Regions from separate parts of the Homo sapiens genome. Here region 2 is linked to region 1. Evidence: chromatin contacts called from ENCODE Hi-C or POLR2A ChIA-PET data. All regions are on one chromosome and are shown on one strand. Each heading gives the region's core, a stretch centred on a gene start or an enhancer-like site at or near the end of the contact. The rest is flanking DNA. Distances are from core to core; before and after follow the strand shown.

What was found. A loop is a pair of places that touch in the nucleus more often than their neighbours do. ChIA-PET counts read pairs that join two places held with the same protein, here RNA polymerase II (POLR2A). Pooled maps may share reads with other maps.
Region 2: a loop to region 1 is called in a pooled map, with 4 times the contacts of the local background. The contact joins the promoter of LUC7L2 here to the enhancer-like site in region 1. A Hi-C loop is called at or near these places in 5 of 50 pooled maps. POLR2A ChIA-PET finds 5 or more read pairs at or near these places in 3 of 52 experiments (Caco-2, H1 and activated T-cell).

What each region holds. Positions count from the first base shown.
Region 1 is chr7:139,647,781-139,652,828 of GRCh38, forward strand. All of the region lies in intron 2 of HIPK2 (homeodomain interacting protein kinase 2), which reads right to left. Among named protein-coding and RNA genes, the nearest start is that of CLEC2L, 130 kb to the left of the region's middle. RefSeq lists an enhancer at 1,566-1,835. Within about 2 kb of position 1,256, at least 20 of the 41 ENCODE cell types and tissues checked have a DNase peak (open chromatin) inside an H3K27ac peak, as active enhancers do.
Region 2 is chr7:139,357,445-139,362,318 of GRCh38, forward strand. LUC7L2 (LUC7 like 2, pre-mRNA splicing factor) reads left to right here and starts at 2,450. Exons shown (of 10, transcript NM_016019.5): 1 at 2,450-2,878. The coding sequence starts at 2,818. The region is part of intron 2 of FMC1-LUC7L2 (FMC1-LUC7L2 readthrough); the gene reads left to right. RefSeq lists enhancers at 1,585-1,714, 2,435-2,484 and a silencer at 2,715-3,144.

The DNA of each region.
Region 1 (5,048 bases), core at 6-2,505:
ACCTGTGAGATGTTTGAAAGAATGACAGTGATCATTGGTATGAACAGCTTAGTTTCTTTTTTGCCAAGGAAGAAAAGTTTTGTGGCATCACTGGAAATCAGCGAGGGCCTGCCTGGCAGGCCTGTCTCTGTAGTGTCAGCTGTGTAAGTAGGTCTTTGTATGGTTGTATTTAGGCTTGTCCTGGATTCCCCCAAGAGATCAAAAGTTCCTTGAGGAGACAGAACCTATATTTGCTTCCCAGGGAAGTGCTCAGCTGCCACACAGCTCAGGGTGGTGATGCACACAGCAGGAGTTCAATCAACATTAACCCGCTAAATGGAGCTAACCAAATTCCACCCCCAGTCTGAAAGGCTCTGACACAGAACTGTCTAGTTCCTTTTCATTTGGCCTCAAAAGGGGTACATTTTTCAAAAAACAAAACAACCCCACATACCCCAAAGTTTCAACCTGAGATTCAATTTTGAATTGAAGGCTAAGTGAACAATTCTGCCTAACTCTTTAGTAAGTCTTGCTTGTGTGAAAATCAAACAGAAATCTTCCCTCTTCCCTCTTCTGGGTTTCCCTGACTATATAGAGGTTGATAGACTTCAGATGATCACAGAACCCAAAGTTACAGGCCATCACTAGGGAGTCACAGTTCAGACCAGGAAATCACTAGCGGCAGAGAGAAGCGTGGAGGGAAACGACGTTGCGGCTTTCGGGTTACACAGTGGAAAGGCTGATGAAGGGAATACGGCACACAGTCCCCAGCCTTGTTACTTTATCCCCCCGGGATAGCATCAATAGCTTACATGGGAGTGAGCATCATTCCTGCTTGCACCTTCACGTCCGGTTAAAACGATTCTATTCTGCAAGCCAGAGCTTAGGTTCCATCACTTCCTACCGAGCAACGCCCCCCACCCTTCTCATCAGCCCCGTCTGCATCATTACGGAGGACGGAGGACGGCTCTTGGGATTGTCTTGCTTGGCAGTGGAGGGCGGAGCAGAAGGAGGGAGAGGGTGCTGCGGGTTTTTTTTTTCCTTTCCCCGTATGTATTGTGTTCAGTGTGGACAAATATTTGTGTAGTCTGTATTTACCATTAATACTAGGATAAAGTCATTAGTGATTCGATTTTTCTATGGAAAGAAGCAAGGCATTGGGCGGGTGGAGGGGGAAGCAAAACCCCAAACGGAAGAACAGAAACTCTAAAAGCTGGCGTCTGAAGGTATTATTCAAAAACAATATGGGAAAAGGCAGCACCATATTTCCTCTGTTCTTCTAAGGGGAAGTTCAGAAAAAGGTCAGAAAGAGAACAATGCAGGCCATCTATCATAGCAGCCTCTAACCTAGAGGTGACTTGCCCGCTGCAGCCTCATTTCTCAGTTCTGTAATTACCACCCCTCCCACAGACTGGACACCACAGCGGCCTATGAATTATGCATTTCATTTCCACCTCCCCACACCCTGACTCGGTGACCACTGCTGCGGCGGGTGGCTGCGGGGGGCGGGCCGATGCAGCACCCCTTCCCCCAGGTACACGCGCAAATGTTACAGGGCCCCAGAGCCCCGGTGCACACCCGCAGATGCTGCTTGTGCTGACCTTCAGTTCCCAGCCTAAGATTTTGTTTATTGAGCAAATAAGACTAGTTACCAGTAGGGATTTTCCTAGGGGAAAACACACTGGGGCACCTTTTCTTCCCCTTCACGTTTTTATTCAGGCAAAATCTGGTTAAAATGAATATTAAGGGTGGTCTTGAAGGAGGCAGAGGTGATGTAGAGCCTGAGGGTATGTGTGTGTGTGTGTCTCCTGCTGTTAGAATTCGGGGGGGTGGTTTGGAAAGTGGGTCCCAGAAATGGATACTGCTGCAGGAACAGGAGCAACCCTGCTCCTCCCTGTCTGTGCCTCTGATTAACTGGTGCCCCTCTCCTACCAATTCAGAGGGTCCCAGAAAACTTCTGGGGCCACCTGTCTTCACAGGTGCTACTGGTATACCAAAGCAGGGACTACTCTTTGTTCAGAGTGATTTTCCTTTCAAATCTTTACAAAACGTTAGGTTTAGTAGAGAAGTTGGTTAGGTTTAGTTGCTCGAGCAACTGAGAGACCTAGGAATACCCCTGGAAGCAGACAGGGGTAAGCAGCAAGCGAAAGGGTTCCCTTGAAAAGCAAGGGTTCTTCTGTTTGGTACACCTCAGTCTATCGCTTGAAGAGGTGGTATGGGTAGGATTTTAAAAAATATTTTTAAAAAGTGACTTTAGATACATTCAGGGAAGACAGTTCTAAGATGGGATATAAAAATAGGATATTTAGGCCAGGCATGGTGGCTCACGCCTGTAATCCTAGCACTTTGGGATGCCAAGGCAGGCAGATCACCTGAGGTCAGGAGATCAAGACCAGCCTGGCCAACATGGTGAAACTCCATCTCTACTAAAAATACAAAAATTAGCTGGGTGTGGTAGCATGAACCTGTAATCTCAGCTACTTAGGAAGCTGAGGCAAGAGAATCGCTTGAACCCAGGAGGCAGAGGTTGCAGTGAGCCAAGATTGTGCCACTGCACTCCAGCCTGGGCGACAGAGCAAGACTCCATCTCAAAAAAAAAAAAAAAAAAAAGGATATTTAATTTCTGAGGCTGATCTGGGGAACACAATAGTAAGTGGGCTGAATATTAGGTGCAAATCACTATGACATATATTTTATTCCCTTCGGGTTTTTTTTTTTTTTAAACTATTCTCAGGGTTGGACCATTTGTTCATAAGGGACCGACTGAGGGTTGTGATCACAGCTGTGACAGCCAGCCCTTAAGATGGCCCCTGAGGACCCAGTTCTCCTGGAAGTCAACACCCTGGTGTGGTCTCCTCTCACACTGAGCAGGGCAAACCTGTGTAACCAATAAGACAGCGCAGAAATGACAATGTGTGGCTTCTGAGACTAGGCTGTAAAAGGCATGTGGCTTCTGCTTTTGCTCTGCCTTGAATCACTTACTCTGGAAGAGGACCCTCAATGGCCCTGTGGAGAGATCCACGTGGATGGAACCCAGGCCTCTGGCCAACAGCCAGCTCTGGCTTGCCAGCCACAAGGGTGACCCACCTGGGAAGAACACCCTCCAGCCCCAGTCACGCCCTTGGGTGACTGCAGCCTGGGCTAAGAGCTCACCGCCACCTCATGACAGAACTGGAGTGGGAATCGTCCTGTCATGTTGCTCCCAAATTCCTGGAGCACAGCAACGGTGAGATAATGTTTATTGTGTCAGCCACGGAATTTTGAGGTACTTCGTTATGCAGTGACAGATACTGATTGGGCGTCTCTAAGAGGGGAGGGAGCACGCAGAGAAGCTCTGGATTTGTGTTTCCAACAAGCCTTAGGTCAGCACCCCCTGATACCCAACACATCACTAGGTCCTCCATCCAGCCCCTGCCCTGCCCTGATGGGAACCAATGAAGCACTTTCTAAAAAGGTAGGAGGCACAAGGAAAACACAGCCTGAGGAGGACTTCCAAGCACCCAAATGCAGGCAAGACTGAACGGATGGCATGAAGTTTGCAAGCTGCTATTCCACAGGATGAACCCGGCACAGAGACAGACACTCTTTGGCCTGCATAGATATTAAATTTTTTCAACTAGCTATTAACATTTAGAACTCAGGTGATATTCCTAAAAGTTTGGATTTCCTGCTGAAAATCAAAAGCTCTGGCAACTCTGGGCCACTTGTCAGTTCGTGGTCACAATGACCTGGGGCTGGATAAGGCTGCCCTCTGCACGTGTGTGTCACCAGATGCAGACCTTAGTCATTACCAGCTCACTGACCACCTACCTGGCCCTGGAGGCACTTGAGTTCGTGACTCCTAGGAGAGAGGCGAGCTGGAGGGGGACAAATGAAACACTTACATGAAATCACTGCTTTTAGCTCTATAGCGGGGGCACTGTGGAGAGGTACACAATTTGTTTTCTTTTATTAAACAAACAAACAAACAAAAAAGGTTTAGCAAACAGCTGCCCCAGAAGGGACTTCTTAGAACTTACAAGGAATGTAAAATGATTATTCCACTTTACATTACACAGTGTGAACTTTAAGAGGAGAGATCCGATGTTATGTTTCTGCAATGTTTGTTTATGGAGGTCTTCGTTATATAAGACCTCCGTGGAGAGGAACTGCAATGCTGGAGTCTCACTTTGCTGATCTGGCTTTCTACTCTAACAATTATTTACAATAACATTAGAGAGGAAGGCTCTGGCGCCATAACTCAGTGAATATCTGCCGGATTCTTCCCTCCTACAAGATACAATAATATACCCTTTATTGGCCTTCTCCCAATTCTCCATTTGAAACAGGATTATAATCAGTTTTCAGAGTGGCTTACTCAGGAATTAACTAGCCAAGCACTGGATCACTGCTTCTTGAACAATTCTGTAGTCCTTTGCACATTTTTGGAAAAGGAATGTGATGTCAACAGCCTCATGTTCTTGAGAATATCCTTCCTAGGTGGGCAAGTGCTGGGCTGGGGGAGAATGGGGCCTTGTGTTTGCATAAGACGCTGCTCACGAGTGGCTTTGTATAAGACAGCAGGAGGAAGGCATTCTGTCTGCCTCCCCCTTCCCCTGAGCTCGGGGACATGATTGGATTATTGAGTGATTATGTAGTAAGTTCAATCACTGATATTTATTGAGCTCCCAGCATGTTCAAGACTCTGCTAGAGGGTGATACCAAGTCATGGTTGCTGTTCTCAAGAAGCTTATCATCTCGTGTACACGTATGGAAAAAGGAATACAGACAGAAATCATGAATGTCAGATGCCAGCTACGTTTAGAGGGAGCAATCTCTCTCATTCAATAAACATGTATTGAGCATCCATTATGTGCTGGGCACTAATTAGAGAGTGAACAAAAAAAGACAGTCTCTGTTCTCATGGAACTTGAACTCTAGTAGACCTCAGCGGACTCCACTCCAGGCTGGGAAGAACAGGAGAGAATTCAAGGAGGCAGAATTTAAATAGAATCGTTAGGTACCACCGACTTCAGAGTTGAGAGAAGGGAGAGGGCACTGCAGGTAAGAAAACATCATTAACGAAGGTA
Region 2 (4,874 bases), core at 1,200-3,699, 290 kb before region 1:
TCAAATCTCTTCAACAAAACATAATTATTGGTTTTAGTGTATTTCTTTAAATACACTGTTTTTCAGGGTCAGATCACATTGTGTACATAATAGTGTATCCCTCAAAGACATATTAATTTGCACATTTTTCTATTATTATAAATCAGTTCCCAAAGGATATCCTAGTATTTGGAGTTTGGAATTCAGAGTTCTCTGAATAACTGAAGAGAAGCTATTTTGTGTATTACTAAAGATAACTTGATTCAAAATAATTTTTTTTTTTTTTTTGAGATGGAGTCTCACACTCACCAGGGCTGGAGTGCAATGGCGCGATCTCGGCTCACTGCAACCTCCGCCTCTTGGGTTCAAGCGGTTCTCCTGCCTCAGCCTCCGGTGTAGCTGGGACTACAGGCATGCGCCACCACGCCCAGCTCATTTTTTCTATTTTTAGTAGAGACAGGGTTTCACCATGTTGGCAGGCTGGTCTCAAACTCCCGACCTCGTGATTCGCCCGCCTCGGCCTCCCAAAGTGCTGGGATTCCAGGTGTGAGCCACTGCGTCCGACCTCAAAAATTTTCATTGGCCCAATACGCATTTATTTTTGAGATAGAGTCTTGCTTTGTACCCAGCCTGGAGTGCAGTGGCATAATCTCGGCTTACTGCAACCTCCACTTCCCGGGTTCAAGTGATTCTCCTGCCTCAGCCTCCGAGTAGCTGGGATTACAGGCACGCGCATCCATGCCCGGCTAATTTTTGTATTTTTAGTAGAGATGGAATTTCACCATGTTGGTCAGGCTGGTCTCGAACTCCTGACCTCAAGGTGATCCGCCCGCCTCTGCCTCCCAAAGTACTGGGATTACAGGCATGAGCCATCCCTCCCAGCCGCAATATACATTTAAAGGAATTTTGGGACTATTACTACTATTCATGTTTTTTATTGATCTGCTAATAACAGTTCCAAGGCGATGAGTATACAGTGTTAATGGAACACAAATCTCTATTATTTCCTTTCAAAGTATCCAGGAAGTGCCTGTCTTCTTAAACATTTGATTTTATTAACTCATTCTTCTTACAGTTTTAAATTTCTTTTTAGGCGATGAATATACAGTGTTAATGGAACACAAATCTCTATTATGTCCTTTCAAAGTATCTAGAAAGTGCCTGTCTTCTTAAACATTTGGTTTTATTAACTCATTCATTTTTCTTACAGTTTTAGATTTCTTTTTAAGCAACCTTTCTTCCTGCACACTGACCTATGTCTTACTTAAGGAATTTTTTTTTTTAGAAGTCTCGCTCTGTCGCGCAGGTTGCAGCGCAGTGGCGTCATCTCGACTCACTGCAACCTCCGTCTCCCGGGTTCAAACGATTCTCCTGCCTCAGCCTCCCGAGTAGCTGGGGAGGCGCCCGCCATCACGCCCGGCTAATTTTTATATTTTTAGTAGAGACAGGGTTTCACCATGTTGGCCAGGCTGATCTTGAACTCCTGACCTCAGGCAATCCACCTCCCTTGGCCTCCCAAAGTGCGGGGTTTACAGGCGTGAGCCACCGCGCCCGGCAAGGAATTAATATTTTACTAAAACAGTTTTTAGAAACACCAGGGAAAGGCTCAGGGCTAAGTATTTTATTCCAGTTTGTTCTAACAGCCACGCCATAGCAGACGTGTGACCACCTCCACCAGCCCTACGAGGGGTAGAACTGAAGCCAAGGCCCCAGTCACGGGCCGGGCTTCAGAATCCAGGCTTCCCTGCGGCCAGCGCCGCTGGCTCCCTGCTCCCCGAGATCGCCTCCCCAGTAGCTGAGAATACGCTGAGTTTTTATGGTTTCACATTCAGACTAAGCCGCCCGCGACCTTGTAGGTAAAGATGAATCCGAATGGGTCGGCGCGCCTGTTTCCTAGGGTACTGCTTTCGGGCGCTTTCTCCTGAAGTTGACACTTCCCAGCCGAGGAGCCTTAAAGCCCCACGCAGCGGAAGGAACGCGGCCCCGGCGGCGGCGAGACAGGCCTGCTCCCGGCCGGGAAAGGCGCACGAGAACCAGGACGCGTCCACGCCACTCGGGGCGGGCGTTCGCCCCGAGCACGCCCACCTCAGACGCCAAGGAGGCTGACCGCAGTCCGGTCGACGATGGGCATGGTCTCTACTTACTTTCCGCCCAGGCTAACCTCTAGCGCATTTTGCTAATTTGGGTCTGAATCGCCATCACCGCGGGCAGCGCAGCCTTAGCCGCCAGCCCTACAGCCGGGAGGGAATGTAATGTAAGGTTTGGCGCCTCGGGGCGGATCCGGCTTGCACAGTCAGTTAAGGAACCAGAGTATCGCGAGATCCGGGGTAAAGGGGCGGGAGGAGCGCGCGTGCACGCGCCCAGAGCCGTTAGGGTGGAACTCCACTCGGGCGGGGCGGGCGGAGTGATACAGCTGGACGCCAGTTGGTGGAGCCCCCGCGGGAAACGACTGAGCGCGAGGAGCGTGCGCGCTCCCGTCGTGGCGACGGTGGCGGCGAGCGGCGTCAGAGCTTGAGGGGGGGTTGACGGCTTCTGGCGGGTGGCGGTGTTGAAGGCGAGAGCTTGCTTGGCCCGTGTCGCTTCTGTCCCAAGAACCGGACGGAGAGTGAGGGCACGAGGGTCGCTGTCGGGGGCTGTCGTCTTCCACGTACACGTCGTCGTGAGGAGCGCAGTCCGGACTCTTCCCGCAACCCCTCCGGCTCCCTTTCCGCACGCCTCGAGGCGGCGGCGGCCACCGAGACAGCAGCGCACCTTCCCCCATCCCTTCCCCTTATCCCCCAGCCCAAAAGGGCCCGGTCTGCGCCCCACCCCCGCCCGTCCGCCCGCTACGCCGCCGCCATGTCGGCGCAGGCCCAGATGCGCGCGATGCTGGACCAGTTGATGGGCACCTCCCGGGACGGTAAGTCTCTGCCAGGGCCCTGGGGGTGGGGGAGGGGACGGGGACGGCGAAGGGAAGGGGTTCCGAGGGCGCACCTGGGCGCGCGCGTGTGGCTGAGTAAGGGGCTCCCAGATTGGTAACACGAGGTCCCCGTCCCCCGTCCCATCCAATCAGGGCTCGGCAGGCGGGCAGGGGGGGCGGTGACCATGCGGATTGGCGGGAACTGCTGCCAATGGGGTGAGGCGGGGCCTGGAGGCAGAAAGGAGAGTTTGTGCTTTTAATGTTGACTTGGCTGAGACGGGAGAGCCCGCGTCTCTGTTGCGTAGTTGGGGGGCCCGTTTTGTCGCTGGTTAGGTACCTGCGGAAAGCTAAGGCCTCCACCCCCGATATAATTCCTTAACCCAGAGCTTTGGGATCATCCCTCGCCGCCGTCCTCCAGAGTACCTAGAGAGAAGCTTCCCCCTCCTCTTCCTGGGTCAGGAGGAAACCTTTATTACTAACCCAGTCTCAGAGATGCACCCTCGAGCCCCACAGAAACAACCATTTTTATGGAAAATCTGACCCAAACCATGGTTTCTTAAGTGGGTGTGTTTGGCCCCATTTTGTGAGAAGGAACATGTTATGGCCTGTTTTTCCGAGAGACCTCCATTTTGTTAGACAATTTAATAGAGGCTTTGTTCAGTAAATATTGACAAATGTTGCATGTCCCTAACAGAACGATTTTGAAAATTTGGTACCCAGTGAAGTAGAATAGAGGAGAACAAAGATCCTTTCAGGCGTTTAGTTTAGAATCTGTATAGAGAGCCCTTAATTGCTGGATTATCCTTTGTCATAAAGAGAATTTCTAAATAAAATGATGAAATGCTGTTGCTTTTTTGGTGATGTTAATTAGTAATGTACTCTCAAATTCAACTTAAATACATTCAAATATGTAGGAAAGGTCTAGTTCATTACTTTCTTAACACAGCAAAATCCTTGGTAGTTTTTATGTGTTGCTTCTTTAGGCAGATAGTTTCTTAGCCACTAAGGAAATGCTTTTTTTCTTGAGAAGTTATTTAAGTGTATTGATTTAAGAGAAAAGGCACGTCTTAAATTTAGTTTTTAAGTTACTCTTTTAATTTACATGAGTGCTTTACAGCAAAATATGAGTAAATTTTAAAAATTTTATTGCATTCAAATCTTTCAGCAGTGCGTAGAGTGGCTTTTCAGTGTTCACATTTTCAGTTTTAATAAAAACCCATATTGGGAACTTTTATTTGTAGAATATATAGACAAATAGGTGTAGATGGCAAACCTACTTGTGGTTGTGTAGAGAGGAAAGATTGGGAAGGAAATGAGTTTTGTATGGAAAGTTAACATTAACTTAAAATGCCACTGGAGAAACTTTTAACTGTTATCATTTCTCACGTTTAGATAAGAATGGTTACTTTATCACTGCAGCATGTCTTAACATTCCTCCTTTTCCAACATGAGAGAGGGTATTGGGAACGGGTTTCATTGGATCCTAGCTAACAGAATAACTAATCTGTGTAATAAAATTAAGTTATTTAAGACGTGCTTTACATGATCCTTTTAATCCTTGATGGATACCATTTTTGGGATCTTCTTCATGGATTGGATTTCTTAGTTTTACTGGGAGGGTAGTTGGATCAAGGTAAACCATCTCCTGATAAGTTTCTGAATTAGGCAGCCCGTCTAGTATTGCAAAGCTAAATTTAAATATATATATTTCTGTGTGTGTAGTCAGCAGAAACATGGATTTCTTAAAATCCACTTTGTGTATTTTTTTATGTGTCTGTTACTGGATTTTTTTTTTTAACCTTCAGACTTAGAGGATTTATGATCGAACTCATATTTACGAGTCCACAGTATTGTTTAGCTGAAATGACTGGATTTTCACTGCTGTATTGGGTTAGAAGTAAAAAATATACTACTTTCAAGGAAAAATAATTGAGTGGAGTTTTTTTTAGATATCAAAATTAATTCTATATATGCAAAATAATCAGAACATTCTTTT